Regions from separate parts of the Homo sapiens genome. Here regions 1, 2, 4, 5, 6 and 7 are each linked to region 3. A link is a loop called in an ENCODE intact Hi-C map of the cell type or tissue named here. Cell type or tissue: heart right ventricle. All regions are shown on one strand.

Region 1 (4,000 bases), 190 kb after region 3:
TGAGAGCCCGGGAACAGTTCTCTGCTGTGCTCATGAGGATGTCCTGGTTACAAGTGCCCTGTTAAAAATGGAGATGCCAAGAGCCTGACTTGCCAAAGCCCCGTTACCAGGCAGCGGTGAAGTCAGGTTCCCAAAGTGGACCTCCTCATGCCTGAGTCCTGGGTGTGGCATCCATAGACTCTGGGAGTGGGAGGCCTACCTGCCAGACCTGGCTGGCTGACCAACTAGCTTAGATGGTGACAGGGATGCCTGGGCTCTGAAGATGCAGCCTGGTCACTAACTGAATGCAACATGCCACCCGTGGCTCCCACATGGCATGGAAAGGCAAGAAGCACAAAGCTGCATCGACCAGAAACATGAGTGCAACCCTGTTGCCAGGAGGATAAACCCTTCCTTGCATCTCCATTTTGCCCTGTCCTTGGCTTTCACAAATGGTTACCCAGACAACTGCCCTTTTCCTGGACTCCCCCAATTGGATGTTGGCAGGAGACATCAATTTCTCTTTCAGGGAGAGGCACACTATCAACTGGCTGGGAGAGCCAGGATGTAGCCTTTTCCAAGAGCTGGCAGGAATAGGAAAAACCAGTTTCTACCCAGATTCTACAACATCCCAGGTGCTTCCCATGGTCATCCTCATCACAATGCTATGGCATGGAAATAACTTACAGACAAGGGGGCTGAGACCTACGGAGGCTACTTGACTTGACCAAGTTCACACCGCCAAGAAATGGTAACCCTAGACTTTAACCAAGGGCTGTATGAGTCCAAAGTTAATGCTCACCCTCAAACCAGACCATCTTCCCAGGGAACTATCTCTTTCTAGAAGTTTAGAATTTTCTATATATGGTAATGCAGAAAAACTGTCTTCTGGGTATTCTTTTACTAAAAGATACAGCTAAATGGTTAAGGAAAAGAAAAGGGAAGAGAAAAGAAAAATTGCAGAGGGCCTTCTCCCTCCTCCCCACAGCCTGGCCCAGGTCCCTTTGCCAATCCAGCTAGAGGAAGCCACACCTGCTGTAGCCCTGCCTGTCATCTGTACCTTGACAAGCAGGTCAGGACACAGGGCCTGCCACAAGGATGGTGGCCCACCCATCTCTCAACTGTTTCTCATTAGCGGGAACATTCCGCTTTTCAACAACCATGGACGCCTCTGTCCTTCCTTGGAGGGTGAAGGCGGAGCCTCTTCTAAACACTGGTATTCTGAACCCCGGTGGGTGCCCACACCAAACAAAGGCTCCCCTATTCCAGCGCAGTCTGGTGACACAAAGGCGGTGGGATCCCGCTACTCCATCCTCTGCGCATGGAAGTAGCCAGCAGTTGGACAGGACCAAAACTCCAGGAGAGAGAGCTGGCCTAGGTCCAGGTGCTTGGGGCAGCAGCGGGGACCCTGCCTGTCTGAGACCCAGCACTGCCCACTTCTGTGTAACTCAGGAGCTCTGGTTCTCTCATCTCAGAGAGAGATGATAACAGTCCCTACTTCACAGGGTTGTCTAGGGTTAAATCAGAAGAAAAGGCATGTAAAATGCTTGGCTTTGTATCTGCCACATAGTGGGGTCTTTCCCTTTCTCAAGTTCTGTCTCAGAATCTTCTCAACATGGAACTCTTGACGGTACAGCCAATCCATCAGAGGTGGAAATGGGATGAAGCTTTTCTTATCCCTCATGTGAATTCAGGGACAAATCAGCATTGATGAGCACTGACTGTGGGCCAGGCACGGTACTAGGTGCTGGGGATTCCAACATAGAGAGGTTGGGAGCCTTCTCTTAAGCAGCACAGAGTCAAGCGGGAAGAGGGGTGACTGGGCTATGATAAGGAGCAGAGCTCAACTCCATCCTCAGGACAGATGCAGCTCCCAGGAAGAGGTGGGACGTAAGAGCTGGATTTTGAAATATTTCTAAGAGTGTTTCAAATGGTCAGGGCTGGAAAGGGCGTCCCTTGCAAAACAACAAGGAACACTCCTGAGTGCCCACTCCAAGCACATGAATAATCAATGTATGCTCAGAAACACTCTGAAAAGAGATGGAGGCACAGAAAGGTGAAGTCCTTGGCCCCAGGTCACAAAAGAAAGAGTGCTACCGAAGCCTGAAAGGACAAGGCAGCTGCTGGACAGGGAACCAAACTAGCTCCGTGGGCCTGAAGCTCCCCATGCATGGCTGCAGAGGAAGACAGGCTGCCAGCCACACACTTCAAGTTTGGAGCTGTGCCCTGAAGGTCACGGGACCATGCAGGCTTTTAGTGGGACGTAGAGGGCTAGCCCCATTAGCTGGCACTCAGAACACAACTGTGGAGCTAAAATCCTTCCCTCCTTCCCTACAGGAATCTGGTTTCCAAACATTTAACATGTCCATGCTTCTTCTGACCACCTTTCAAATTCTCTCCTCTGTAGTAAAATGGCAGACCCAGAATGGGGCTCAGCATTACCGAAGAGGAAGGTGAATGCTGTGAAAGGAGAATTAGTTACACTTCACATGGGTCCACAGTTGAAAATTGCAGAAAGGTCAGATTTCTGTAAAAATAACTACATTTTCAATGAATGAGGAGACCATGCAATTAGAGGGAATCTCATGGTTAGTCCTTTTCTAAAACACATTGGTCTAAATCTGAATTTTAATTTTAAAAATTTTCTTAGAAGGATATCACCTGCATTATCTTTTCTTACTTTTCCAGTTCATTCACATTGTTGTGTAGTTTGTTTCCTCACCTACACTCCTTTTAAGTAAAACCAAACAGTTTTATCAAGTGGGCCTTTCCCCACACAGAATGTTGCATCAATAGAAGGCCTCCCCAGCCACTGCCACTGTAATAGTCACCTGCAGCCAGTACTGCTGAGACCAGCTGAGGGACAGAGGCCTCCAGACCTGCTTGCCAGGTGGGCAGGGTGGGGCAGCAGAGCACAGGGGCCTGACCTCCAGAGCCTGAGCACTACTGCAGGTTTCCAAACTGAGGTGGCAATGCAGTGCATTAAGACCAGTGGTTTTCAAGTGAAAAGGAAAATAAAAAATTGGAGTAGAATGCAATGCAATGGAAGTCAGGAGGTAAGGATACTATTTTGTAAAGCCTTTCACTTTCTCCACCTGCATGTGCATTGGGTCATGATACAGTCTATCTGTACAGTGATTATGAGGAAAAGGTTGGAAAACACTGTTCTGTTGTGTGCCTACAAAGAAAACAGCAGCATGACTCTCTCTGTGGGCCTCCTGTAAGTGTGGGAGACCAGGGGATAGGCGCAAGGCCACTGGCACGAGGTTGCTAAGAGGCAATCTCTTGGCTATGACCTTGTACAATTTTAGAAACTCTCAAGAAGCCAAACTAAGAGAGTGAGTAAAAGCCACAACCTCCAGGAGTCAAGATTACGGGGCAGGAGCAGTCAAAGCTGAAAGATGCGGAGATGGTTGTATGTGGCCCCTTGCTTCCAGAGGGAAAGGAGAGAAAAAGGAAATCCTGTGACTTTCTCCCTACCCTTAATTAAATACACAACTAAGGTGAGTTCTAATTTCCTAACCTTGCCAAAAGGCTCATCACTAAGCCACAGGAATATTCTTGGCAGTGCCTCAGATGGTCTAAAAATGCTGTGGCCAAAGGGCATCCAGATGATAATGGTGACACCTGCTTTTCTCCCTGAAAAGCACAGATACCGCACCTGCCTTTGGTTCTGTTATGACTTCATTAAGCTGCACAAGGTGTATGTGATTGGAAAAGCAACTGCTCCTTTGTTTTGCTTTTTGATTTCCTTCTCCAAGTGTGTCTATTTTAAATGGGTCAATGGATGTTAATGCTAGGAAAAGCTGACATTTGAATAAGATCACAGAGTGTGGCATCCAGCACCTCAGCAGGCCAAGCCAGGCTAGGTCAGGAGAGTGGGGAACTCTGAGGCCCCAGAGTGGGCGCCAAGAATCGGTGTGTCCAGGCCCTTCCTGCAAAGCACCTCTGCCCTTCTTGAGTAGAGAAGAGTTTCCAGAAGCTCCACACCTGAAGGAGTAGGGGTTTCTCTGGCTGGGCA
Region 2 (4,000 bases), 330 kb after region 3:
CTCTCCGGTGCGCCATTCACGTCGTTCATTGCAGGAATTCTCACTCAATTTTGCTCCATTATGAGCTGACGGTGACCCAGAGTATACAAGGCATTCAAGAATCTGACTGGAAATTACTACCACAAAACATCTGTCCCATTCCCCGCTTGCCAGCCCTGCCTTAGGGAGTGAAGATGGAAAACAACCCAGAATCCACACGCAGGAACAACTTTTCATTCCCCTCACAAACCAGGCTCCTTTGGAAACTGATGGTTCCAGCATTTTTTTAGAAACTATGTTCCCGGAAAAACATGGCATGGGCCTCTTTTGAAAGCCTTCAGCTCAAAACCCTTCTTTTCCTACCCAGACCCTTCTAATAAAAGCCAGGACAGGAGCTTCACGGGGAAGCAAACATGAAGGCCACCCAGGGTTCTCCCTACTTTGTGTGGTCAGATTCAAATTTTGCATTAAATGCCACTGATCAATTAAAAGACCACAGGGATGTCACACATACTAATACATTCCACAGCTTATGTGGCATCTATCTTATAGACATACTCCCTTTGGAAGATTTATGTTGCGATTACAAAAGAGTAAAAGAAGACATCTGATTTCATACAGGGCTAAGCCTCGGAACCCAGCTTTTCTCCTCGATTGCTATCAGAGGATCGAGGCGGCAGCATGGCACCTCCCATCTAGATTGCATTTCACTTTGCTGCAGATGCTCCAAGGGACCAAGCAATGGACATGCTCAATGAATCAAATAAATGAATAATCCAGAAAGAACTGGTTTGTCTGCAATCAAGAATCAGTGTCTGTGTCTCCATCCTCATGTCCAACAGTGCCCCACCACCTCCATATGCTTATAATTCGTCAGGGGTCAGAGAGATCATTGGCACAGTAACTGCTCCCAGCCAGTCACAGTGGTTCACACCTGTAATCCCAGCACTTTGGGCAGTCAAAGCAGGAGGATCACTTGAGCCCAGGAGTTTGAGACCAACCTGCGCAACACAGCAAGCGCTTGGCTCTACAAAAAATAAACAAACAAAACAATAACTGCTCCCTACTATGTGCCTGAAGCTTTATTTATGGACATCTTTGATGCAACCACCCTGTGAGATAATCATCTGCATTTGAGGTGCACAGACAGGCTCAGAGAGGCCAGGTGGCATTTCCGCTAGACCCAGGCCACCCCTATGCATGGGTTCCTTCGGCCTGACCATCACTATGTCCTTAATGTGCTGGGCCTTGCTACCACTGCTGTTTTCAGTTAAACTCTCTTGGGTGCTAAAGTTATGGAGGCACCTCAAATCAGAAGTTCCAGGTTTGAGGAAGAGAGAGCAGAAAGATATGAGATCCCAATTCTTGCATAGGCTGGAATCTGGTGGGACAGGAGTTGTAAACCAATGCCACTGTCCTTTGTTATCTGTGGGGGATTGATTTGAGGACCCCTGAAGGACCAAAATCTGAGGATGCTTAAGGCCCTGATATAAAATGACAGAGTATTTTCATATAACTTATGCATATCCTCCCATATATTTAAATCATCTCTAGATCACTTGTAACTAATAAAATAAAAATGCTATGTAAATAGTTGCTATACTTTATTGTGTTTTTAAACATATCATTTTTTTGTTGTTGAATTGTTATTTTTGTTGTTTTCATTTTTTTTTTTTTTAATATTTTCAATCTTCAATTGGTTGAATCCACAGATTTGGAGGGCCAGCTATGTCTTTCTGGCTTAAAAGTCTCTATAGAAAAACACCATGGAAGAACTTAAAAAGGCAAATCATTATACAAAAGCAGACATGGCCTATGGTTCAGATAGAACATTGTGCCTCTGGAAGGCAGGGAGATCTCCTTTTTTTCTCCTGGAAAGTCCTTGCTTTGGTTAATACTGTGAACTTGCAGAAAAACAAAACTGAGTATAGAAGGGTTGATGACTGAAGCCCACATCTTCAAATGCTTTAAAAGTTAAGTCAGATAATCTTTACACTGATATGAAAGGGGGAGAAAATACATTTGACCCCTTGCTTCAAACAAAAATCTTCCCATCTGGTTTTTAATTAGAAAGCAGTTGTTTTGCTTTTGCAACACTTTTTAACCTCTGCCATTGTAGGTACAAGCCTGCAAACCATATTTTCATTGATTAAAAAAAAATTAAAAATAAACCTTGAAAGAAACAATATTTTTCTTTTTAAGGAAAAAAGATAGCAAGCAGCAATTTTTCTGAAGGGATCAGACACTTAAAGGCATCTATGGGAAGCCATCATGGCTGTGGCCTACAGTTTATTTTGTCTTGAAAAAGTCAGAGGTCATTTTAACTATGCTGACCTGTGAAACTACACATTGATCATCCCGATCCAAGACTGTAAGCAAATACTGCCCTCTTGTGCACCAAATAGTTCGGAGTCGGCATGGAGATGATTTCCACCCCACCGCCCTGTGGACAGTTTGCGATTGTACAGCTGGGTCTCCAGGGCTGGGAGATGTGTCAGGAAGAGGAGGACACACATCTGTTACCAGAGTGCTTGCTAAAGTGTCCCCAGATTGCCTTATGAGATAGATTTCAAGATAAGAGGAAGAGGGAAAGATTCAGCTGAAGAAATCAGACCAAACATAACTGACTCTTATCTTTCCTAGAAAATATTCATTCCTCGAAAAGAAACTTTATTGGTTGCCATAACAAGTTTTCTTATTATGTACTTTTAAAAACTTTTAGAAACTATTAACGAACCTACAAAAATGACTAAGTAGTACCTCTTTTTATCTAGGAAATCTTTGCCAGGAAAAGAGATTCTATTTGATTCTAGAGGGAAAAAAAGCAGGGAGTTAGGGGGATGCCAGGTTGCTGTTTCTCAGACAAATCCTCAAAAGTTGGCAACATGCCCTTCTTTCTGAGATCCCCCAAGCTGGGGGTGTTGCTGAAAGTATTATTTCCTCTAACCTATGGGCAAGGTTCTGTCACCAGAAGACCAAACTGGTATCCCAAGAAAGCTTTTTTTTTTTTTAGACGTGGTCTCACTCTGCCACCCAGGCTGGAGTGCAGTCTCATGCCTCAGCCTCTCAAGTAGCTGGGATTACACACGCATGGCTAATTTTTGTAGTTTTAGTAGAGACGGGGTTTCGTCATGTTGGCTAGGCTGGTCTCGAACTCCTGCTTCAGGTGATCCACCCACCTCCGCCTCCCAAAGTGCTGGGATTACAGGCGTGAGCCACCGTGCCCAGCCTCAAGAAAGCTTTAAAGGATGTAAACTACTGTTCCCTTGTGAAAGAATTTGAGAAAATCAACAGCAGAAAAATATGCATGCAAGTCTGAGGCTAGGCCATGCCTGCTCAACAGGAACCTCGGGCCAGGCGGGGGAGGCGGGGCGGGGGGTGAGGAGCTGGTCTTCCCTACAGTGAGTGTCCAGTTCTGGTTCTGAGGTACAAAAATTATCCCAACATCTGCACCCACGCCTTCACACTTCCAGGCACAGATCAAGACTGACCAAGTCCCATGCCAAACTTGTTTCTGGAGGAAAAAGAAAAGGCAAAATATGCCGCCTGCCCCACCGCCATGCATTGCCTTCAGCCCAAGAGGCAGCCCCGCAGGAAAGGGGATGGAGGGAAGCATGAAGGGCCTGTGCTCTGTGAGGCTATGCAGGGAAAGGAGCACTGACCAGGAGTGAGACGAGGTCTAGGTGTCAGGGGAATTTTATTTACAATTCTATGATGTTAGATACTTAGTATCTCTGATGTCTAATTCTTGAGTTAGTGGTTCAGGAATGTGTCCTTAACCTCCATGTGGCATTCAAGTCATAAGCAGCCAGTGGGCCAATGTTTAATGACCAAACACAATCACAGAGTTGTGAAAAATGTCTAATTCACTTTCTGCCAGGATTGCCTGCCAACGCTGATTCCACATCAGCCCATCCCTCTACCATGGAAATAAGGGGTTACAGTACCAGAAATAAGACTAAGGATGGATAAAGGCCAATAGGATAGCCATAGTGAGACCAGGCATATCCAGAAGGCTGGC
Region 3 (4,000 bases):
AGTCATATCTGACTCCTCCACTGGACTGACTGCTCCCTGAGGGAAGGTACCATGGCTGCTTTGTTTGCTGCTGTATATCTGGGGTCCATGACAGTGTGGCCTAGCACATTATTTAAAAGTGCTGATGAGATGAATTTATTAACTAATTAATTACTAAGTGGTTTACAGTACCTGGAAGGAGAAAGATATTGGAAGGTTACAGAGAAGGAAAGCCAAAACCAGCAGAGCCACAGCACCTGGTATTTCCATGACGGGCACATCCCTGAACCAAGGGCCTGAAGTGGGTGGGTGGGAACCCTGGTGCACAAGTCCACAGGTGGTAATACTGCAGGACTCTGCCATCACATTGCCATTCAGGAATACAGTCCCAGGGTAGCTCACCTTACAACTTTTCAAGAGAAGCTCGAAATGACGCTCTTTATGTGACATCTCTCACTTCGAAATGTTGGTAATGATCAGTCACTGCACAGGCCCCCGAGACTTGGGCTGCCAATTTGCAAAGCCTGGGTTTACAAAACAAACCTCTTTTTAAATGCAAGCTCACACCTAATTCTGCCAGTAATCCTGGGGGGAGGTGGACAGAGGAAGACCCTGAGGCTCAGAGTGGAAAAATGACTTGCGTACAGCCACCCAGCTGTACGTGGCTGGGTATGTGTGCAGGGGTATGTGTGTGCGGAGGAGATGGGGGGAGTCCCGACCCCCTGGCCTGAGCTGTCACACAGCTCCTCTTCCAGGAGGGAATTGGGGCATTTCTGAGGGAAGTGAAGCTAATTCTCAGAGCTCCTGGCCAAGGAGTTTGTCACAAGCCTGCCTGCATGCTTGGCCTGACACCTCTGAGTCCCTTCCACGGCAGAGATGGGGAGGCTGAGCTCCCACCTGGAAGCCCAGCTGGGCTGCGGCCTTCTCTCCACTCTCTATACCTCGCTGTCCGTCCGTGCCCCACGCACAGCAATTAATCACCACCGCCTCATGACAACTCTGGTATAATTATCTTGTATTATGAGTGAAGTCTCACCAGCAGGCCAGCCCTCCCTAGAGAGGCCACGGCTCCCTCAGAGCCGGGTCAGATGTGTTCTCCGCCCCCATGGGCACAGCGGGTGCAGGGATGTGGAGGGGCCTCAGTGGTTCTCTCCCTCCATCCCAGGCCCCTCTGGGATAGGGGCAGGTTGGTGGGGCTGGAGTGGCTGCTGAATGACTTCCAAAGTCATGAGGGGAAGGAGGAGTTACCGTAGTGATAAAGAGAAATGACAATGATGAAGGCAGGTGGCTGGGCCCGTCCAGCCCCCTCTAGTCCTCATTCCCTCATTCCCAGAGTTGCGACTGATGCCAACCAATTGTCAGATATGATTCCAGTGGCTGAGCTGTAGCCACAAGCAAAACAGGAACTCCCTCACCTCCAAGGATCCTGGTATTCTAGAGGGGGAGTCAGACAACACACACACAGGGGCGAGACTATTTCAGACTGTGTTAAGCACTATAAAAGAATGCATAGACAGAGAAGAGCAGGGGACAGGGGAGCAACTTGGCTCTTGGAGAGTGACACTTGAGTGGAGTCAGAATGCATTCGGGGTGGAGGGGACAGTAGACTCAAAGGCCCTGGGGTGGGAACACTCTGGAACAAGAAGAGAGTCATTGTGGCTGCAGTGAGGAAGAAGGAAATCAGGTCTGAGAGGTCAGTAAGGGCCACTACATAGGTTCTAAGAGTTTGGCTTTTATTCTAAATTCAGTGGGATGCGTTCTCAGAAACGATTTTTTTGCTGCCAACTAAACTGTAGCCTTTGGCAGTTTGCCCCCGTCTATAATTTCCTGCCCATCCATCCATCCATCCATCCATCCCTCCAAACATCCTTTCAAGAAACACTTATGGAGCACCTACTGTGTGTTAGTCTGGCCCTGGGGAACAGCAGTGACAAAGCAAAGCCCCTGCTCCCAGAGAGCCCGCCTTCTGGAGGTAGAGACCCTCACCCCACCTCTTCTGCACGGGCACCGGCTCCGCGGACCCCACCCGAGACCCCGCCGCCGCCAGGTGGCGCTCTGCGCCTGCGCTTGGGCAGCAGCCGGGGGTCGCCGGGCTGGGGCCGGGGCCGGGGCCGGGGCAGGGGAGGGGCGGCCGGGGAGTGGGGGCGGGGCCCGCGTCGCAGGTTGTGTGACTTTGGGTTTGACCTGCCTGGAGATGAGCTAATCCCGCCGTATAATAGACTCTGGGGAGATAGGGAAAATGGCTGCGGCGCTATCTGCGTCGCCATGGGGACCATCGCGCGCGCGCGGGCGGGGCGCGAGCCTGGAAAAATACAGCCTTTGTCGGCGGCGCGTGTCACTAACGGCGCGGGGACCTCAGGCGGCGGGCTCGGGCTTCCTTGTCCCAGCTGCAGAGGCTCTGGGGCTCGGACGCCCGGGTGTCCCCAAACTCCGCGGACGGCCCCTCTTCCTTCCACACTCGCACATTCCGTTTTGGTCAAGAAAGTCTCCCGTGACACAGCACGTTCCACCCCGCCGCTCTGGCGTCTGTCACACCGGCACACACCATTCCCTGTCGCTTCCCCAGCCCGGAGTCCACCCACGCTGGCACACGGACAGGCCCCGACGACTGCCCTTCCCCGTGCCCCTCTCTCAGCTCACCAGGGCACACCTGGGCAGAGATACGGCAGGACACACACAGCCTCACGCAGACCCAAGCACACCCCAAGCACGCCCGGCGGGAGCGGTGACACTTGCATGCTCATCCCGGTAGGCACAGGTAGCTTGTGTGCCCCGAAACACAACGTAGGGTGGGCACTTGCATGCACACAGCACATCCACCCTAGTGGCCTCCGGCGTGCTCCCCTAAACAGCCACCTCCAGGGCAGACACAGTGAGGCACTCGCAGGATGCTCATCCGCTGCACTCGGACACGCGGGCTTGCATTCCCATTCCTCCACCACGTGTCCAGCCACCCTGGGCCGCATGCCTGCCCACAAGCTTAGTGCAGCACCGCCTCCTGTGTGAACCCTCCACCCGCCTCATCGGCCGCCTCCGGACACAGCACAGACGCCTGCCATGCGTGTGCATGGATGGGCTCGCACACCTGCACTTTTTTGTGGTACACTTGTTTGACACACCCGCACAGTTGCATCGGCGTTAGCCCATGCACTGGCACACCCACGTGTCCATCCAAACACGCCGGGCACACCGGGGCGCACACTCAGTGGCCCCGGCAGGCAGGCGAGTGGTACGGGCACGGGGAGCCCGCGTGCCCCCAGCAGAGGGCTATCTGCCTGCCCATCAGCGCTCGGATCTGCGGTGGTAAATGATGCATTCGATGGCGGGCGCATTTGTTGTGCGCTCTCTGAAAGGGCTCCGATAATCTGGAAGGCAGAGATAAGGAACACCATTTATTCCGCGGCACTTTGGAAACAATTCCCAGCCCTGTACAACCCCATTCTCGGGCAGCCTCCGGGAGCCGGGCAGATAACGACTGGCTATTCATTATCTTCGCCGGGAACAAAGATTAGCCGGCCGAGATGAAAAATTACCCCGGACAGCGGCGCAGCCCCGCGCGGAGCCCCCTGCCCGCCACCACCGCCCGCGCCTTGGTGTCCCGCCCTGCCCGCGGCCCGCAGCTCATGCCCAGCCCATCCTCGCCCGGCGCCCGGCCTCCCGCGCTTCCTTCGAGCTTGGCGGCTAAGCCCTGTCGGCCTTTCCATCTCAGTCTGTCCATCCCATCCTGCCCATCTTTCCTTTGCGTCCCCACTCTTCTCTCTGGGGCCCTTCTCACGTCCCTCTTCTCGCATTGGCTCTTTGCGCCTCTCTTTGAATCTCTCTATTTTTGTCTTATCTCTCTGTCCTCTCTTATCTCTCTCCTGTCTCTGTCCATGTCTCTGTGGTTATCACCTTCTTTGCTTTTATTCCCATCTTTCTGACCCTTTCTGCCACTTTTTAGTTGTTTATTTCTGTCTGTCTCCAAGTGTCCCCAAGCTCCAGGCCTGTCCCCACCAGTGCCTCTTCCTCATTGTTTTTTTAA
Region 4 (4,000 bases), 410 kb after region 3:
GCTGAGTTGGGAGACGACAGGGATGTATGAGCGTGGGCTTTATCCAAAGGGCCACAGTCCCAGTTGTCCCTGTAGGAATTGCCTCTTGCTTGGTTTGGAGCTAGAGCACAACTATGTGCCAAGCATAGGAATACCATTGGACTAGGAATTTCTAGTCACCTTCATGGTATTTCCAGGTATTCCATGTGATCACCATCTATTTTATTTTTTACATTTGAGTCATGGAGCTGTAAGTGCAGGATGCAAAGCCAGGCAGTGCCCTGTAGAGCCCAGGCCATCTTCAGTGGTACATACCCTGAATTGGTGTCTCCGAGGCAGCATGTGCTGTGCTCTTTCCTCTGCCCTGCCCACCTTTGCCCCAAATGTTCTCTTCTGATGGGCTCTGGCATGCAGCCATGGTTGGAGATGCTGAGCAGACTGGGGCTGCAGTGACGTCTCGATGCGCTTTGCCTGGACCTTGTCTTTTCACCAGAGCATGGCATCTTTGTTGAGCATCGTGTTGAGCAGGACATGCCTGGCCAGTTTGATTCCATTTGATCCCCAGTAACCCATGAGGCAGGGAGAACTACTGTCATTGCCATTTTAAAAGATGAGGACATTGCCCAGGCATGGTGACTCACACCTGTAATCCCAGTACTTTGGGAGGCTGAGGCTGGAGGGTCACTTGAGCTCAGGAGTTTGAGACCAGCCTGGGCCACATAGTGACACCCCTACTCACCAAAACATCAAAAAGTTAGCCAGGTGTGGTGGTGTGTGCCTGTAGTCCCAGCTACTTGGGAGGCTGAGGTGAGAGGATCGCTTTAGCCCAGGAGGTCGAGGCTGCAGTGAGCTGTGATGGTGCCACTGCACTCCAGCAGAGTGAGACCCTGTCTCAAAAAAAGACAGATGAGGACACTGCGACCTAGGGTAACTAATTCGCCCAAGTTCATAACATTAGTCAGTGGCTAGCAGGTAATGGGACTGGCTGTAATCCAGGCTTTCTGATCCGGAAACCCGTGTTCTTAATCACCGTGCCACCCAGCTTCCCTCCTGCTAGAAATCTCTCATCTCATTGTCATTAGGATTCATGAGGTGGCTTTCCTCTGGCAGTTTGTGAGCAGGACCTTTCCTTTGGAGCAGTCAGGGCCTCTCCTGGGCCTTTCCTGGCACTTCTGCTGCTCTCCTGTGGCTGGAGGCCCAGCCTGGGCCTGCCAGCATCTCTTACCGCATGCAGGAGTGCTGTGGGGATGCATCAGGAGAGTCACAGATCTCCCTTTGTAACCAGCATTGGCAAATTACTGAAGCAGTTATGGTTCATAGTAGCAATTGTATATGTTACCTAGGAGATGGTGTCAATGGCCGGGGGCCTCATCGCCACGTAAGGGTGTCTTGCCAGGTGACTTGCAAGGGTGACTGCCAGGTTGAAGCCAAGGCATTCACTGAACGGAGGCAGAAGCAGAAACAGTCCCAGGCAATTCTTGGAAAACTGGCCCATTCTTACTGCGGGACATAGCACCTTACTGTTGGGTCCAAAACCCCATGTGTCCTGCCAAAAAAGGCAGCCCAGCACAGATGTGTTCAGGGCCAGAGACACCATTTGCCTACTGAATGACTTGAGCAATTTGGTGCATCTCACCGAGCCTTCACCTTCTCTGTTAAATGGAACATCTCCTCCCTCCTTTGCAAGATTGTCATTAGGATTTGTGAGGTATTGGCAATAACGGGCCCTCCCATCCTTCCCATTGCTGTTGTTATTACTGTATTCATAGCTTTGTGTGCTTCATAGGTACCCTCTAGGGTCCTCTACGTACAACATACAACAGCTTCGCAATAGCCAGTGTTGGAGGCTCCAAGAACGAGGGTCCTGTGGCTATGTGGAGAGTAAGCAGCAGAGCCAGGACTGCCACTCAGAGCTAGTTCACCCTTGCTGCCGCCATTCGAACCCAGAGCTCCTGGCCCAAACAGTCTGGAATGTTCTGTACTGTGCTTCTAGGACAGTGACTTGCCAGGCCAACTCTGGGCTGGGGCTGTCTTGGCTCTGTCAGGAGGGCCTCTCCTCAGGCTTTCTCTCAGGACTCGTGGCTTTGTTCCCGCTGGCCCAGGCGATAACCTCAGCATTTTTACTGGAGCCTGGGGCTAGGTTTTTAAACAAACTCAATGTAACTTGTGTACTCTGCAATCCAAGCCGACACCCTCATAAACTATCCCTGCAGGTTATTAAATGATTAAAGATCTCATTTATGAACTGTCCATTTTCGAGCAGCCTGAGACAGACGCTTTCACGATTGCTCTGACCTGCTGCTCTCTCTAGTGAGAGAGAGAGAGCAGAGTGTCCCTGACATTCTGGAAGCTGAGCCACAGATTCAGTGCATCTCACTGAAGGCGAGGCACTTAGCTTAAGCTGTCTCCTATGACCAGGCTCCAGGATTCAATATTTACATCTCCCTGGAGTTTCAGAAGGTCATCTGGGGACATTTTTCTTGGCAAGACCTGGTGGTTTCCTCAGTCCCAGCTGTGAGTGAGAAGCCGTTTTTACCTTGAAGCTGTGTTCAGGGGGGAGTTCTGTTGTGAGTCCCTCCCAGCTCCTTTTCTTGGTTGTCCTTGTACCATCCAGTAACTTCAGAGGGCCCCTTTTTGCCCAGCTGCATTTAGCTTTGGATTTCAGACAGTGAAGCCCCTCCTGCATAAGCTAAGATTGTTTCAGTGGAGCTCACACCCTGGCAGTTCACCCATGAGCCCAGCAGATACGTTTCATGTGGCCTATGCAGTGTTTGTGAAATGTTTGAACAAGTTGCTGACATCTAGACATCAGGACATTTCTTTCTTTCTTTCTTTTTTTGAGATGGAGTTTCTCTCTTGTTGCCCAGGCTGGAGTGCAACGGCCCAATCTCAGCTCACTGCAACCTCCGCCTCCCGGGTTCAAGCAATTCTCCTGCCTCAGCCTCCTGAGTAGCTGGGATTACAGGCATGTGCCACCACACCCACCTAATTTTTGTCTTTTTAGTAGAGATGGGGTTTCGCCATGTTGGTCAGGCTGGTCTTAAACTCCAGACCTCAGGTGATCCACCTGCCTCCGCCTCCCAAAGTGCTGGGATTACAGGCGTGAGCCATTGTGTCCTGCCAAAATCAGGACGTTTCGTACAAGGATCTGAGTTCTGAGCCTGTCTTGAGAAAAGGGAAGACTGCAGACAACACCTTGCAGCAGTGGTGGCCGCGGGTGGAGGGGCTGCCTCCCCAGGGTGTTTGCTGGCCAAGCATTTCACCCTCACCTGGCTCATCGCAGCCGCTCTGTCCTGCTGGGGCTTTCCAAGGCCTTTCCCATCTGTGGGCAGCCAATGTGCTGTCCCCCAAGCCCAACCGCGATCATCAGAGACTGGGCTCCCCCTGCAGCTCCTGCCCGCAGGGTCCCAGCCTGGAGAGCTGACAGGCGAGGCTTGATGTGGCCACCTCAGTAAACCTCTGGCTCTCCTCCCTCCTGGAAGGCTGAAGCTGGGACTCAGTCTTTCCCAGCTCCTGTGCCTCTACACTGGGTGTGCTTTTATGGCTTTAATTTCAACAAGGGCTTCTTGATATCTTGTTTACGAAGCTGCCAAAGTGAAAAATTCCTGTATTATATGCGGCTCGAAGTCCTGCAGTTATCTCAGCTCCACAACACACAACATCATTATCCTGGCTGCCCCTTATCACTCAGTGCTGGTACGCCTGCAGGATCCTGGTCCACCGTGTTACAGCATCCCCGCCGCCAGCCTGCCTCCCCTCCAACTCTACCAAGATCTTCAAACTGCAACAAGCGTCAGCCTCTTCTTGATAGATTAGATATCTCCCGGTGATGTTATGAGGCCTGGTAAATCTTTAAAAGTAACTGTTTTGATTTATTTAACCATCATATTTATCAAGCAAATAAAAAATGTCCCTTCTTGCCTGAGTGCTTGTAGGCAGTAGTGCCCATGCTGGAGAGGAAGGTTAGAGCCCTTGCAGGAGCCCCGGGTAGGTTAGAAGAGGCCCCAGTTCTCTGCCTGGG
Region 5 (4,000 bases), 400 kb after region 3:
CTTCACCTACCTGCACCGCGCCCTGGAGTCTTCTATCGCTCCCATCGTCATCTTTGCATCCAACCGAGGCAACTGTGTCATCAGGTAGGATGGCTGCCTGCCAGCCACAAGGCTTTTTTAACTTCCATCTGGGCTCATTTGTTCCTCAGGATCTCTCCAAACCCCATGAGGTGGGACAGGGATGAGGGGAGGTCATGTTGTTTTTGAGGGAAAATGTGCCAAGTGGCTTGCCTCTGGCCTCATTTCCCTAGTCACCAAAGGCAGCAGCTGTCCTGTCACTCATGAGGAGGGTCTCCCACGTGATCTTTTGGGTGTGATACTACAATTTGGTCGTTCAATTGGAGTGTACAAAGGTGAGATCAGACAGGGCTAGCCTTTGATGACATTATACACATGAACGTCTTCAGTCTTCATCTGCGCTCTGAGAGGTAGGCATTATTGGCGTCATTTTTCAAATAAGGAAACTGGAATCATAACTTGTCCCTCATCGTAAAGACAGGATAAGAACCCAGCTCCTTCTGATAACAAAACCAGCATTTTCTTTCTTTTTTTTTTTGGGGACAGAGTCTCACTGTGTCGCCCAGGCTGGAGTGCAGTGGCGCGATCTCGGCTCACTGCAAGCTCCACCTCCCGGGTTCACACCATTCTCCTGCCTCAGCCTCCCGAGTAGCTGGGACTACAGTTGCCCACCACCACGCCTGGCTAATTTTTTTGTATTTTTAGTAGAGACAGGGTTTCACCGTGTTAGCCAAGATGGTCTTGATCTCCTGACCTCGTGATCTGCCCGCCTCAGCCTCCCAAAGTGCTGGGATTACAGGCATGAACCACCACGCCCGGCCCCAGCATTTTCTTTCTATCCCAGACCTCTGAACCACACTGGTGTCTTTCCATCCTCCCGCTCCACTCTTTCCCATCCCTTTGGCCTGCCTTTGGGAAGGGCAGATGTTGACCCCTGGAAGACAAGTGTTCATACGGTGCTCATCCTGCCAAGATTGGCCCAAAGCTGGGCCAGGAACTTTCCTGCGGTTGCTTTTTCTCCTAAGCACTCTCCACGCTCGTGGTCCTGGAGAACACCCCATCTTCCCATCTCTCAAGCCCAGTGTCAGTATTCCCAGTACCTGGTAGTTTTATTGCTCTTTTGGTTTTCTGTGATCTTGTTTAAACATTAGTGCCTGGTCTCTGCAGTGCTGGGGGCACAAAGGTGGGTGATGAGGGGCCTGTTTTCAAGCCTGCAATAGAGTAGTGTGGGGACAAAGTCCCTGAGGCTGCATGCTCAGGGCAGTGGAGGCAGTGGGAGTTAGAAAGACACCCTGTGGCCCATGAGTATCTCAGGACACAGCTGGAGCCAAACTGAGTTTGAAATAAAAACTGCTGATTTGCCTAACTCAGCTCTGAATGATGGTGGGCCCTATCTAAGATTTTAGTTTGCTTTTAATAGAGAAGCTTTATTATTAAGACTGTCCAAGCTGGGCACAGTGGTATGCACCTGTAGTGTACTCTCTGGGAGGCTGAGGCGGGAAGATTGCTTGAGGCTAGGAGTTTAAGGTTGTAGTGTGCAATGATTGCACCTGTGAATAGCTATCGCACTCCCACCTGGACAACAGTGAGACCTCATCTCTAAAAATAATTAAAAAAAAACAAAACATGCAAACTCTGGTGTTGCTGGCTCTGGGTAAGCCCCACAATGGGGGTTCTGTAGTGCTGTGAGCACTGCAGTATAGCAACAGCCCTTCCCCCTCAGGCGGTTTCTTTCACTTGCAATTAGGAATCGAATGCGTGATTCAAGTCCATGTGGCAGCATCTTGTAGCTACTCTGAATCCCCGTCCGTGATGCTCTCTAGACAAGACCACTGTCATAAGTGCTTCCTAAGTCTTGGAGAGAAAGTGTGTGCCAGATCCAGCATGGCTACTTGGGCAGCTTCTGGAGACAGATGCATGTGGGCCTTATGGCTGGTATGCCTGGCATGCCTGTGGCTGTCTGGACTTGCTTAGCCTTGGCTAGGCCAGGCTGAAGCCTGACAGTGCAGTTGGTGAAAGGGCTCAGCCTTGGACAGATGGTGCCCCCTGCTGGGGAGCTCTGCTAATAGGCTTCCCTCCCTCCACAGTAGGGAACCCAGCCCAGCCCATACCTGCAGAGCCTGGCATCTCTCGTCTCAGAAGTAAGGTCTCTCAGTCCCATCCCACTCAGGACTAAGGTGCACAGAAAGGTGGCCTTGATCTCAGAACCTGCTCAGTGGAGACAAAGCTCTGGTCAGCCTGAGACCCGGGAGATTTGGCCCCAGCCCCATCTGGGCTGATTTGATCAAGGGCTGCTAGAGGTTGTGGAGACTCCTTGCTAGACTGTAGTTACTCAAGTGGAAGGAAGACACTCAGAACATGGATTTTTAGGCAGGTCGGCTCAGGTAACGCAGATTCGGTTGTTTGCTTTGGAAGAGAATTTTGGCACTATGTTCTAGTAGGAAATTTGTTGTAGTGGTGATAATAATGTCAACATGGTAATGAAAAAAGTAATAGCCAACAATAATAGCCATCTGATATGCTTCCCACAGACTCCACCCCTAGAGGGGAACTACAGGGCTTCCTTACCCCCCAGAACCACATCTGATCTCTAGAGCTCCGAAGGAAAGAGAGGGGGAAGGGAGGTGACTAACTGAGGGCTTCCTGTGTGTCAGAAACTATACAGAGCACTCTACATGGGCCATCTCATGTCCTCCCAGGACACCCTGACAACCCTGTGAGCAGTTGAGGTTATCTCCAGACTCAAATGGGAGGTTACCTGCCCAGGCCATAGGCTAGAAAGTGTTGCCACTGGAACCTGAGCCCAGAGGAACGTCTGGGTCCAAACTCCATGCTCTCACTGCTCTCCCACACCGCTTCCCAGTGGACCCTGGGCTGTGAGCGGGGATGGAGCTTTGACGGGGTGCTGCCTGGAGGTGGCAGTGGGGAACTGTTGGATGCTGACAACAGATTGCCGTGAAAATGCAGCCTCCTAGGAGTGTTCTTTCCCAGGTAGTGTACGCTCCCTCTCGGCTTCTTGCCGCTCACCCCTCCCTGTGTAAATGACCCTTGTGGATTGAGCCTCAGAAGTGAGCCCACTCTCTGATGGCCATTGTGTTTTATGGAGCATGCATTTCAGCACAAGCCTGGTTCCCACATGGAAAAATTACAGGCATTGGAGTCACGTGGAAGCTCATGACCCAGGCGAGTTCCTTGACCTCTCTGAATCTTACCATCCTCATCAGGAAATGGGAATATCAGCACCTTTTTTGCAGAATTATGTGAAGAGTAGAAAAAGTGAGTGCAAAGTTATCACCCAGGCCAGCCCTAGAGTATTGCCCTCTTGGAAGCTGATTTCATGCCCCTGCCTGGTCTGCTCTGTGGACATGGCTTGGCCTCAGGGATCTCTGAGAACCCAGCAAGGCATGAAGCCTCTTCATAGCCCCTCCTGACCTTGACAAGCAGCCCCCAAGTCCTTTAGGTCACCTCTCCCTGTGGACAGCTGATGTGGGAGCCGTTCTAGAAGAAGCACCTGTCCCTGGTCCTCTTGATGCTCCAGGCTCCTTCTGGGAAGGGTCCATCCATGGATGACAGGGAGGCAAAGCTCTGTTGCCTTCTTGCCTGGCTCCTCCCTAACTTGCCACCATAAGAAGTCCCTTTCCTTCCAGGCTCAGGATCCTGAACTGTTAGATGAGAGCCCAGCACTGATCCCAGCTTGAAAACTGGGAGATTTTCTCTTCATATTGAGGTATAGCTCCCTGGGATTAGGAGTTCTTGTAGGAGTTTCTCACTGAAAGTCACTTTGTTGCACCAAAACATCAAGACTTAAGAAACAGTATGGACTCTGCTCAGTGTAACCCTGTGGCAGATAGTGTTCCAACAAAAAAAAAAACCAACTTTATGGAGACATAATTCATATAAAATACAGTTTTTTTTTGTGATTTCTAGTGTATTCACAGAGTTGTGCAACCATCACCACGGTCAATTTTAGAACATTTTCATC
Region 6 (4,000 bases), 72 kb after region 3:
TAAGTACCCCTGACCCTGGCCCTGGCCTCAGACCTGGACCCCGAGCAGGAGCCCTGGCTGGCCCACATGGGGGCTTTTGTCCATTTCTGAAGTGACAAGAGACACACAAAAGGGCTTTTAATTAAATCAAAGAAGGGGGAAACGGGCCAGCCGGGCCGCTATTATGTTACCAAACGCGAAAATGAAAACTTATTTTTAAAGCTCTGGTATTAATTTGAGATTATTCAGATAGTTAATTAAAAGTGCAGCATGTGTTAAATATTATTTCAACAAAGATTATCATCAGGCCTCCATGTAATGTGATCCTTGGGCTTGGGAGCTTTATGCAAATGGCTGCAGCCAGGAGGAAGGGCCCTCAACAGAAGGGTGGCAGGCAGGCGCAGGGAGGGCAGGAGCTCCGCGTAGGCCCACTCACTCCCCTCGGGTCTGGCTCCCCCAGACACAGATGGAGTCTCAGCCAGGGCCCCCTTTCCAAGCCCTAGGTGAGTAGGGGCCTGACTGTCTGGCGGGTCTCGAGCCCACCAGCCAGTCAGCAGCAGGGCCCCATACAGTCTTCTGGATGGCACTGTGGGCCATGAGGGAGGCTGGCCACACTGCCTGCCTCGAAGACCAGCACACCTGTAGGTGTGTGTGCATGGGCGTGAGCAGGGGGTCTGGGAACAGCAGTGTGGATGTGTGTGCTCCTGACGCTGTCACAAGACTGGGTGTGCACAGGTGACGCTTGTGTATGAGCTGGGAGGCTGGCAGCGTGTTTGTGTTCAGGGTCTCTCCATCTTACCCGTGGACTCTGGCACTGACAGTCTGGGCCCCTGCATGTGTTATGAATATTTGTGTGTGGTACACATGGGCATGGGGTGGGCACTGCTGGGTGTGTGCCCATAACCCACCCTGAGCAAGTCACATCACTGCTCAGCGCCTCAGCTTCCCCGTTTGTAGAATGGGATAGGTAATAACAGTAAACGCCTCACTGGGAGAGTTGGACGGGATTACATGGGATAACACAGACATCCAACTTAGGCCTGTCCTGTAGAGACAGAACACAAGCGGCAGGTGAGAGCCATCTACCTAATTTTATATCTTAGCCACAATTTTAAAAAGAAAAAATGAAATTAATTTTCATATTTTATTTAACCCAGTAGATCCAAAATATTACTATTTCAGCTCAATACAAAAGGTGATAAGTGTGATTGTTTAGTCTCTCTTTGTCACAGAAGGCCTTTGGAAGCTGGGGTGTACTGGGCCCTGGGTATATCTCATCTTGGACGGCCACATCACCGGTGCTCAGAGCCACGTGGGGACGTGGCGGCCTTTGAGCCTAAGGCCCTGCCCCCCAGGCCGGCTCTTCGCAGACCCGGGGCCAGCGCTCTCCCGGAGAGACTCCCGGGGCACCTCGCTGGATGGCGGGGACTGGCGGGGTAGGGGTGGGGTAGCCCGGAGACGGGTGGGCCCAGGATCCCTCGCTAACCTCCTCCCCCACACCGTGCACTGGGTCCGTGTCCCTAGGTCGTGCGTCCCAGACAGTCCGACAGGTGTTTGCCGCAGTCCTGAGACCACATTCGGGCTCCCGCCCGCGCTGCGCCTCGCCGGGGCCGCCCCTGCCAGCCCTGCCGTGCGCTCTCGGCCGCTGGGCGCGGGCCGCTCCTGCCCTCTGTCGGCGCCTGGCGGCAGCGCAGTCCCGCGGCGGGCCGAGGAGGGGGCCTGGCTGGCTACGGCCCTTCGGGGCGGAATGGGTGCGTGCCCACCCCACCGTGCAAGGGCCCCACCGTTCCAGGACATTTTCACACCTCATCCCACAGGATGCTTACGGCGGGCTGCGAGGCCAGCAGCGCCAGCCCGGTTTTACAGACGGGAAAGCGGAAGCTCAGAGAGGACCTGTGACCTGCCCAGGGCCACACAGCAGGACTGCAGGCAGGGATTCGAGCTGAGGTGGGAATCCAGGTGTTCAGCGCACTTCCATGAGTCCCGCCGGGTTCAAGTGCTGGCTCTGCCCCGCGTGGCCTGTGCAGCGAGACAGGTGACAACCTCTCTGAACCTGAGTGGCTCTGCTGTAAGCTGGGGGCGACAGTAGCCCCTCCTGCGTAGGACTGCTGTGAGGATTGAACAGGGGATGACTGTAAGGTTTCTAGCAGGTCCCTGGAACTCAGCATTCATCCAAAAAGTCGCTGAGTCACAGCATAATAACACGATTCACCTACCTCGGGGCCTTGGCACCTGCTGGGCCCCCGCCTGGAAACCCTTCCCCCGGATCTTGGATGGGATGGCCCCTCTGCCTTAATCTCGGTTCAAACTCACCTCAGCAAGGCCCGCCCCAGTCACCCTGTTAGCATTGCCCTAATTCATGCCCTTGGAGCCCTTGCCAACAGCCAGATGGTCCCGCGTGTCCCCAGGCTGCCTGGTTTCTTGCCTGCTGCCCACAGGACAGGAGGGCCCAGGAGGGCCCAGGAGGGCAGAGCTCGTTCATCCTGGCCATTTCCGTCACTGGGAGCACCGCGCCTGGCCTGGGTGGGTGCCCGATGGGAATGTGTTGAGTGAAAGGTAAAATGCCCAGTCAGGCGGGAATGCAGACAGCAGCTGGGGTGGGAAACCGCGTGGCAGTAAAACACACGCCACACAACACAGACCTTCCACGGTGAGGTGTTTACTTATGGGAGAGAAGCACCGATGCTCACACAAAACCCCACAAGAGTGTTCGGAGCAGCTTTAGTCACAGTCACCCCAAACTGGAAGCAGCCCGAGTGTCCTTCCGCAGGTGAATCCATCCGCTCGTCCACAGCCACACCTCGGGGCCCTGCTCAGTGACCCAAGGAGCTGCTGGGACGTGCAGCCACAAGCATGAATCCCAAGGCCAGGAAGCCTTGCTGGAAAGTCCACACACAGTGTGATCCCACTCATGTGACATTCTAGAAAGTGTAAAACAACAGTGATGGAAAAGAGATGAGTGAATGCTGGGGCCGGGTGTGCGAGGGGTGCTTTCACAGGGGCATGAAGCATGGGGGTGCACCTGTTCTCTCTTTTGACTCAGGTAGGGGTTACACAACTGAATGTGTTTTTCAAAACGCACAGAGCTACATGTTTAAAGGGGTGATTTTTACTGTATGTGACAAACAACAATTTTAAAAACCAGTCACAGAGTCGCAGACTCTCAGAATCATGGAGTTGACCAGTCCTACCTGCTTGGTGAGAGGCCCTGACCACCCCGCCACTGCCTCCCTGAGAAAGACCACTTCCGCCGCAGTCTCCACCTTAGACTGAACGAGCTTTAGAACTGGCCCACAGAAGATGAGAGGAGTGGGGGAGGAGATTGGGGTGGGGCGGGAGACACGGTCCCGGAGGTTGTTACTTCCATTCACTTTGTTGCGTGCGTCAGTAGTTTGTTGTGGTGGGTATGGACACATGGGGTTCACTGTATTATACTCCGCGCACTTTTCGTATGTTTGAACTATTTCCTTAATAAAAATGATAAATGGCTGGGTGCCGTGACTCATTCCTGTAATCCCAGCACTTTGAGAGGCCAAGGCAGGAAGATCACTTGAGGACAGGAGTTCACAAGCAGCCTGGGGAACATAGTGAGACCATGTCTCTACCAATAAAGAAAAAAAAATAGGCAGTATGATGGTGCATGCCTGTGTAGTCTTAGCTACTCAGGAGGCTGAGGCAGGAGGATCATGAGAGCCTAGGAGTTCGAGGCTGCAGTGAGCCATGATCACACCACTGCACTCCAACCTAGGTGACAGAGTGAGACTGCCTAAAACAAAGCAAAACAAAACAAAACAAAAACCCAAAACACCCCCAAACCAGATAAGTAATACAATAATTAAAAACAACAATAAAGTGAATTCCACCATAGAACCCCACTGGCCTCTTCTGCAGCCCTGGGAAGCAGGTTACTTTCTGCCCATTGAGGAGAAGAGCAGACTGAGGCTTGGGGAGGCACCCAGCCTGCTGGTGTAGGGAGCAGCCAGCAGCAGAAGCCAGGAGGCTGGTGGGTGCTTCCTGCAGC
Region 7 (4,000 bases), 87 kb before region 3:
TTTGAGATGGAGTCTCGCTCTGTTGCCCAGGCTGGAGTACAGTGGCGCAATCTCGGCTCACTGCAACCTCTGCCTCCCAGATTCAAGTGATTCTCACTGCCTCGGCCTCCTGAGTAGCTGAGATTACAGGCATGCACAACCATACCCGGCTAATTGTTTGAATTTTTAGTAGACCTGGGGTTTCGCCATGCTGGCCAGGCTGCTCTTGAACTCCTGACCTCAGGTGATCCCCTGCCTCGGCCTCCCAAAGTGCTGGGATTGTAGGCGTGAGCCATGGTGCCCAGCCGATTGCTGCTAATATTATAAAAGAGGCACAGGCAGCCATGATATGCCTCCTGATGAAAGAATGATTGCCACCTAGAGAGGATCTTGCCAAAAAAAAATCAGATCTGAATCCAATCAAGCATCTATAGATCCAACTACCGATTCAGGAAATGCAAAGGAGAAAGAATGTGCGGCCCGGTGACTCTCAGGCTTCCGAGTGTTCATGAGTCCCTGGCGGGCTTGCCGGGTGAAAAGTCTGGTACAGCAGGTCTGGGTGGGGCTTGAGACATTCTGCATTGCTAGCACGCTCCCCGGGGAGGCCGTGCTGCTGGCCCACAGACTACTCACCCTGAGTCGTGAGGTGTTAGATGATGCCATCATGGTGCAAACGGCAAAAGCACATCAGGATAAACTCTAGGGGATGAACAACATGGTTTTCTTCAACAAATACATTGAAAGAAAGGAAGGAGACTGGGCACAGTGGCTCATGCCTGTAATCCCATCACTTGTGAGGCCGAGACAGGCCTGGGCAACATGGCAAAACTGTGCCTGTTATCTCAGCTACTGGGGAGGCTGAGGCATGAGAATCACTTGAACCTGGGAGGTGGAGGTTGCAGTGAGCCGAGATCACATCATTGCACTCCAGCCTGGGTGACAGAGTGAGACTTTGTCTCAAAAAAAAAAAAAAAAAAAAGAATGAAAGAAAGGAAGGAAGGAGATTAAAACAGTCTTAAGACACATCAACCAGTTGCAGCAGGGGTCCTTCATTGAATCATGATTCCAAAAAAAGTGACACTTGTGAGATAATTGGAAATTTGAATACTGACCAGGTTAGTTAGCTAGGGCAAAGTACCATAAACTGAGTGGTTTCTTAGAATAACAAAAACTTATTTTCTCCCCATTCTGGGGCTAGAAGTTAGATATCAGCTGTTGGCAGGGCCACGCTTCCTGGAAAGGCGCTTGGGAAGGTCCCTCCTTGCCTCCCCCAGCTTCTGGTGGCCACAGACTTTCCCTAGCGTGTGGCAGCATCGTTTCTCATGTGGCGTTCTCCCTGTGTCACTTTGCTAGTCTTCCCTCTGTGCGTGTCTGTTTCTGTCTAAATTTCCCTTTTTGATAAGGACACTAATCATGTTGCATCAGGGCCCACCCTAATGACCTCATTTAAGCTTGGTTACCTCTGTATGGACCCTTTCTCCAAATAAGGTCACATTCTGAGGTCCGGGGAGTGGGACTGCAGCATAGCTTTCTGTTGGGGGGTGGGGACACAACTTAACCCATTACACTAGATTTCTGAGACTGTCAAGGAGATGGCACTAATTTTCTAAGGTGTCATAATGGTATTATGGTTATGTTTAAAAAGTTTCTGTTTTCTTTTAGATAAACATCCAAAAGACTTACAAATGAAATGTTATGATATATACAGTTTGCTGTAGAATGATACGGGGGCGGCAAATGTGCAGCAGTAATAGACGAAGTGACCCTGGCTCATGTCCATAATTGTTGAACCCAGGGGTATATGGGGTCAGTATATTATTCTGTTTACTTTCATAAAAGTTTGATGTTTTTTATAATAAAGGTAAAACAAAAAGAGAAAAACGAATAGCAAGCAACAAAAACAAGAAACTTTCCACAGAGCTGACTCGGCCCCTCCCTTGACCCTCCTTGTACTCCTGGAGAGGGTCCCCACGGGCCTCCCCCTTGCACAGCAGCCTGGCTGGGGCTTCCCTCCTAAGTCCCCCATCCCCAGGCTTCCTTGTGCCCAGAAACTTCCCCTGAGCCCCGTTGCCACCAGGGCTGCCTCCACGTGGTGTCCCTGCTCCCAGCCCGCTCTCGCCTGCACAGGAAGAGCCAGTGCAGTCTTTGCCCTCATGGGGGCAGCCACCACTCAGGGAAGAGATGCCCGGCCCTGGCACAGCTGCAGGCTGGAGCTCCGCCCCAGTGGGTACTGCTGTGAGCCAGTCTGCTACATCCTCGTCTTCGGCCGGCCTGATGGCCTTTGAAAGGACAGTGGCTGGGATGTGCTTCTCTTGAGAAGGAAAATTCAGCCTGACTCCACTTGGGTCAGCTCTCCTCGCCTGGCTCTTTGAGGGGCTCTGGGCCAGGCCTCAAAGGCACGGCATTAAGGCCCAAAGATCCCCTGGGAGGAAGGCCCCATCAGCAGAGGGAAGGAGGCTACTAGCGAGTGCCCCCTAAGAACTCCTGTGATCTCTGTCCCAGGGCCCTTCCCCTCCACGGGGAGAGAGCCTTCTAGAACCATAAACAATGACTACAAGACAAACAGCCTTGTGACCAATGATGGGAGCTTGCAAGTGTTTACACTGCGTAGATCAACACCTTTAAGAAAAAAACTTAACAATGAAGCAAGTCTTAGGTAAAATGTCCCCTGACCTCTTTCGGGTCACACACGGCATCTCCCAGGCCTTTCTCCAAGGGCATCTTCCGAGGCTGACCCCTTCCCCACCATGATCCCACAGGGCTGGAAGGGTGGAAGGGAGGAAGTGCAGGGAAAAAGGATGTAGCAAGGGGTCTCATGCACTCTATCCATCCATGTGAATATCCCTGTCCTCTATAAATAGGAAACCATCCAGGCAGATGTTTTTTTTCTGCAAGTGTAGACTGCGAACTGCATGCTGCGGCCTGAAGAATCCCACCAGCTAGTGACGCCCCAAGCACACCCTGTTCTCCCACCAGGGGTTTCCACCCTGTCTCCACCCTGGAATCTCAGAGAGTTTCCAAATGCCCCTCCCCAGATGGAGGAGATCAGAACCACTTTCTAGTTTCCCCAAGTGATGGCAAGGTGCAGCTAGGGTAGGTGATCAGGAAGGTCTCTGTCCAGCATGAGATGAGGTGCCCGAAGGCGATGGAAGGCAGGTGCCAAGGCACATTTCTGGTGGATGGAGACTAGTAATAAAATGACAGGGACAACGTTGGGGTAAAGGGTCTCGGATTGGGGGAGGATGAAACCAGGGTGGAGAACTTGAATAACGGATGACATTCAAAAAGCACCCACTCTGCAGGGGCCTCTTTCAGGCTGCTCTTTTTTGGCGTGACTTTGGCTCCACAATGGCCCAGGCGGAAGAGCCACAGGGATGCTGAGGCCACTGCAACCTTCAAGGTGGGCGTTTCCAGGCAGAGGAGGCAAGAACAGTTGGTGGGTGGGCCAAGAAGGACCTTGCATCCTGTCTCAGCGTCTGTGGACTTTGCCTTATTTGTGAATTTTAAGCAGCATCAGATTTGTGCTTTAGAAAAATTGCTGCCATCTGAAGCGGGGATGGGTTGGGGAGAGACTGGAGTCAGGAAAACCAAGTGAGGAGGCTGTTGCCTTGTTGGGAAATAACACCACCATGCACTGCAGCTGGGGCTGGAGGTTTGGCGGGGAGTGGCTAAGGTGGGGAGTGTGGGTGGGATGCAGAGATGGGGAGATCTCCCTTTCCCGGAAGGCATCTGGATGTTCCCAGAGTTCCCCACAGCTCTACAACTCGGGCAAAGAAGGTCAGCCCCTTTTTCTAAGACGGTCCTCACTCCCAGCCTCTTTCTTCAAGGCTCGGTGCCTCCATGCTCCTTGCCACCATTCATGCTGGTGGAGGAGGCTGCTTGTGGGTTGCTGTGAATATCTCAACTCTTCCTAGGGGAGGTGAGAAGCCTCCTGCACACAGGCTATGTTGCCGCCACTCTGTGTCACCAGAAACCACATCAGAAATTTCCCAAGATTTGATCAACATCAAATTGATGACAC

Evidence for each region. Hi-C counts contacts between places; a loop is a spot of excess contacts. Peaks named below come from ENCODE experiments on the same cell type or tissue, not always from the same donor. Only the 100,000 strongest peaks of a DNase experiment are listed, where the experiment ranks them.
Region 1: it touches region 3 in a loop (2.2-fold over the local background); 21 of 110 quality-filtered maps call a loop at or near these places.
Region 2: it touches region 3 in a loop (7-fold over the local background); 69 of 110 quality-filtered maps call a loop at or near these places.
Region 4: it touches region 3 in a loop (3-fold over the local background); 81 of 110 quality-filtered maps call a loop at or near these places.
Region 5: it touches region 3 in a loop (6-fold over the local background); 62 of 110 quality-filtered maps call a loop at or near these places.
Region 6: a loop joins it to region 3, with 7 times the contacts of the local background. A loop is called at or near these places in 94 of 110 quality-filtered maps.
Region 7: a loop joins it to region 3, with 2.6 times the contacts of the local background. A loop is called at or near these places in 32 of 110 quality-filtered maps.

The regions. Positions count from the first base shown.
Region 1 is chr3:128,309,716-128,313,715 of GRCh38, reverse strand. The region is part of intron 4 of EEFSEC (eukaryotic elongation factor, selenocysteine-tRNA specific); the gene reads right to left. Among named protein-coding and RNA genes, the nearest start is that of DNAJB8-AS1, 150 kb to the left of the region's middle. In heart right ventricle, no CTCF peak of the experiment used is centred here; DNase peaks (open chromatin) are centred at 115 and 2,195; H3K27ac peaks cover 2,263 bases.
Region 2 is chr3:128,169,490-128,173,489 of GRCh38, reverse strand. The region is part of intron 1 of EEFSEC (eukaryotic elongation factor, selenocysteine-tRNA specific); the gene reads right to left. Among named protein-coding and RNA genes, the nearest start is that of EEFSEC, 18 kb to the right of the region's middle. In heart right ventricle, CTCF peaks have their summits at 2,178 and 2,381 (motif pointing left); DNase peaks (open chromatin) are centred at 129 and 2,399.
Region 3 is chr3:128,496,043-128,500,042 of GRCh38, reverse strand. The region is part of intron 2 of GATA2-AS1 (GATA2 antisense RNA 1); the gene reads right to left. Among named protein-coding and RNA genes, the nearest start is that of GATA2, 4.8 kb to the right of the region's middle. In heart right ventricle, a CTCF peak has its summit at 2,026 (motif pointing right); DNase peaks (open chromatin) are centred at 2,262 and 2,792; H3K4me3 peaks cover 1,269 bases; H3K27ac peaks cover 475 bases; H3K27me3 peaks cover 3,579 bases.
Region 4 is chr3:128,082,897-128,086,896 of GRCh38, reverse strand. The region is part of intron 9 of RUVBL1 (RuvB like AAA ATPase 1); the gene reads left to right. Among named protein-coding and RNA genes, the nearest start is that of RUVBL1-AS1, 9.1 kb to the right of the region's middle. In heart right ventricle, no CTCF peak of the experiment used is centred here; a DNase peak (open chromatin) is centred at 2,019; H3K27ac peaks cover 2,352 bases.
Region 5 is chr3:128,093,384-128,097,383 of GRCh38, reverse strand. RUVBL1 (RuvB like AAA ATPase 1) reads left to right here. Exons shown (of 11, transcript NM_003707.3): 8 at 1-84. Among named protein-coding and RNA genes, the nearest start is that of RUVBL1-AS1, 20 kb to the right of the region's middle. In heart right ventricle, a CTCF peak has its summit at 2,062 (motif pointing left); a DNase peak (open chromatin) is centred at 2,063; H3K27ac peaks cover 575 bases.
Region 6 is chr3:128,424,150-128,428,149 of GRCh38, reverse strand. It overlaps a transcript of EEFSEC not described here. Among named protein-coding and RNA genes, the nearest start is that of DNAJB8-AS1, 37 kb to the left of the region's middle. RefSeq lists enhancers at 104-662, 1,741-1,940, silencers at 1,351-1,400, 1,431-1,740 and a cis regulatory region at 1,188-1,868. In heart right ventricle, a CTCF peak has its summit at 1,664 (motif pointing left); a DNase peak (open chromatin) is centred at 1,657; H3K4me3 peaks cover 737 bases; H3K27me3 peaks cover 354 bases.
Region 7 is chr3:128,582,737-128,586,736 of GRCh38, reverse strand. No RefSeq gene overlaps it. Among named protein-coding and RNA genes, the nearest start is that of LINC01565, 8.7 kb to the right of the region's middle. In heart right ventricle, CTCF peaks have their summits at 1,923 and 2,131 (motif pointing right); a DNase peak (open chromatin) is centred at 2,176.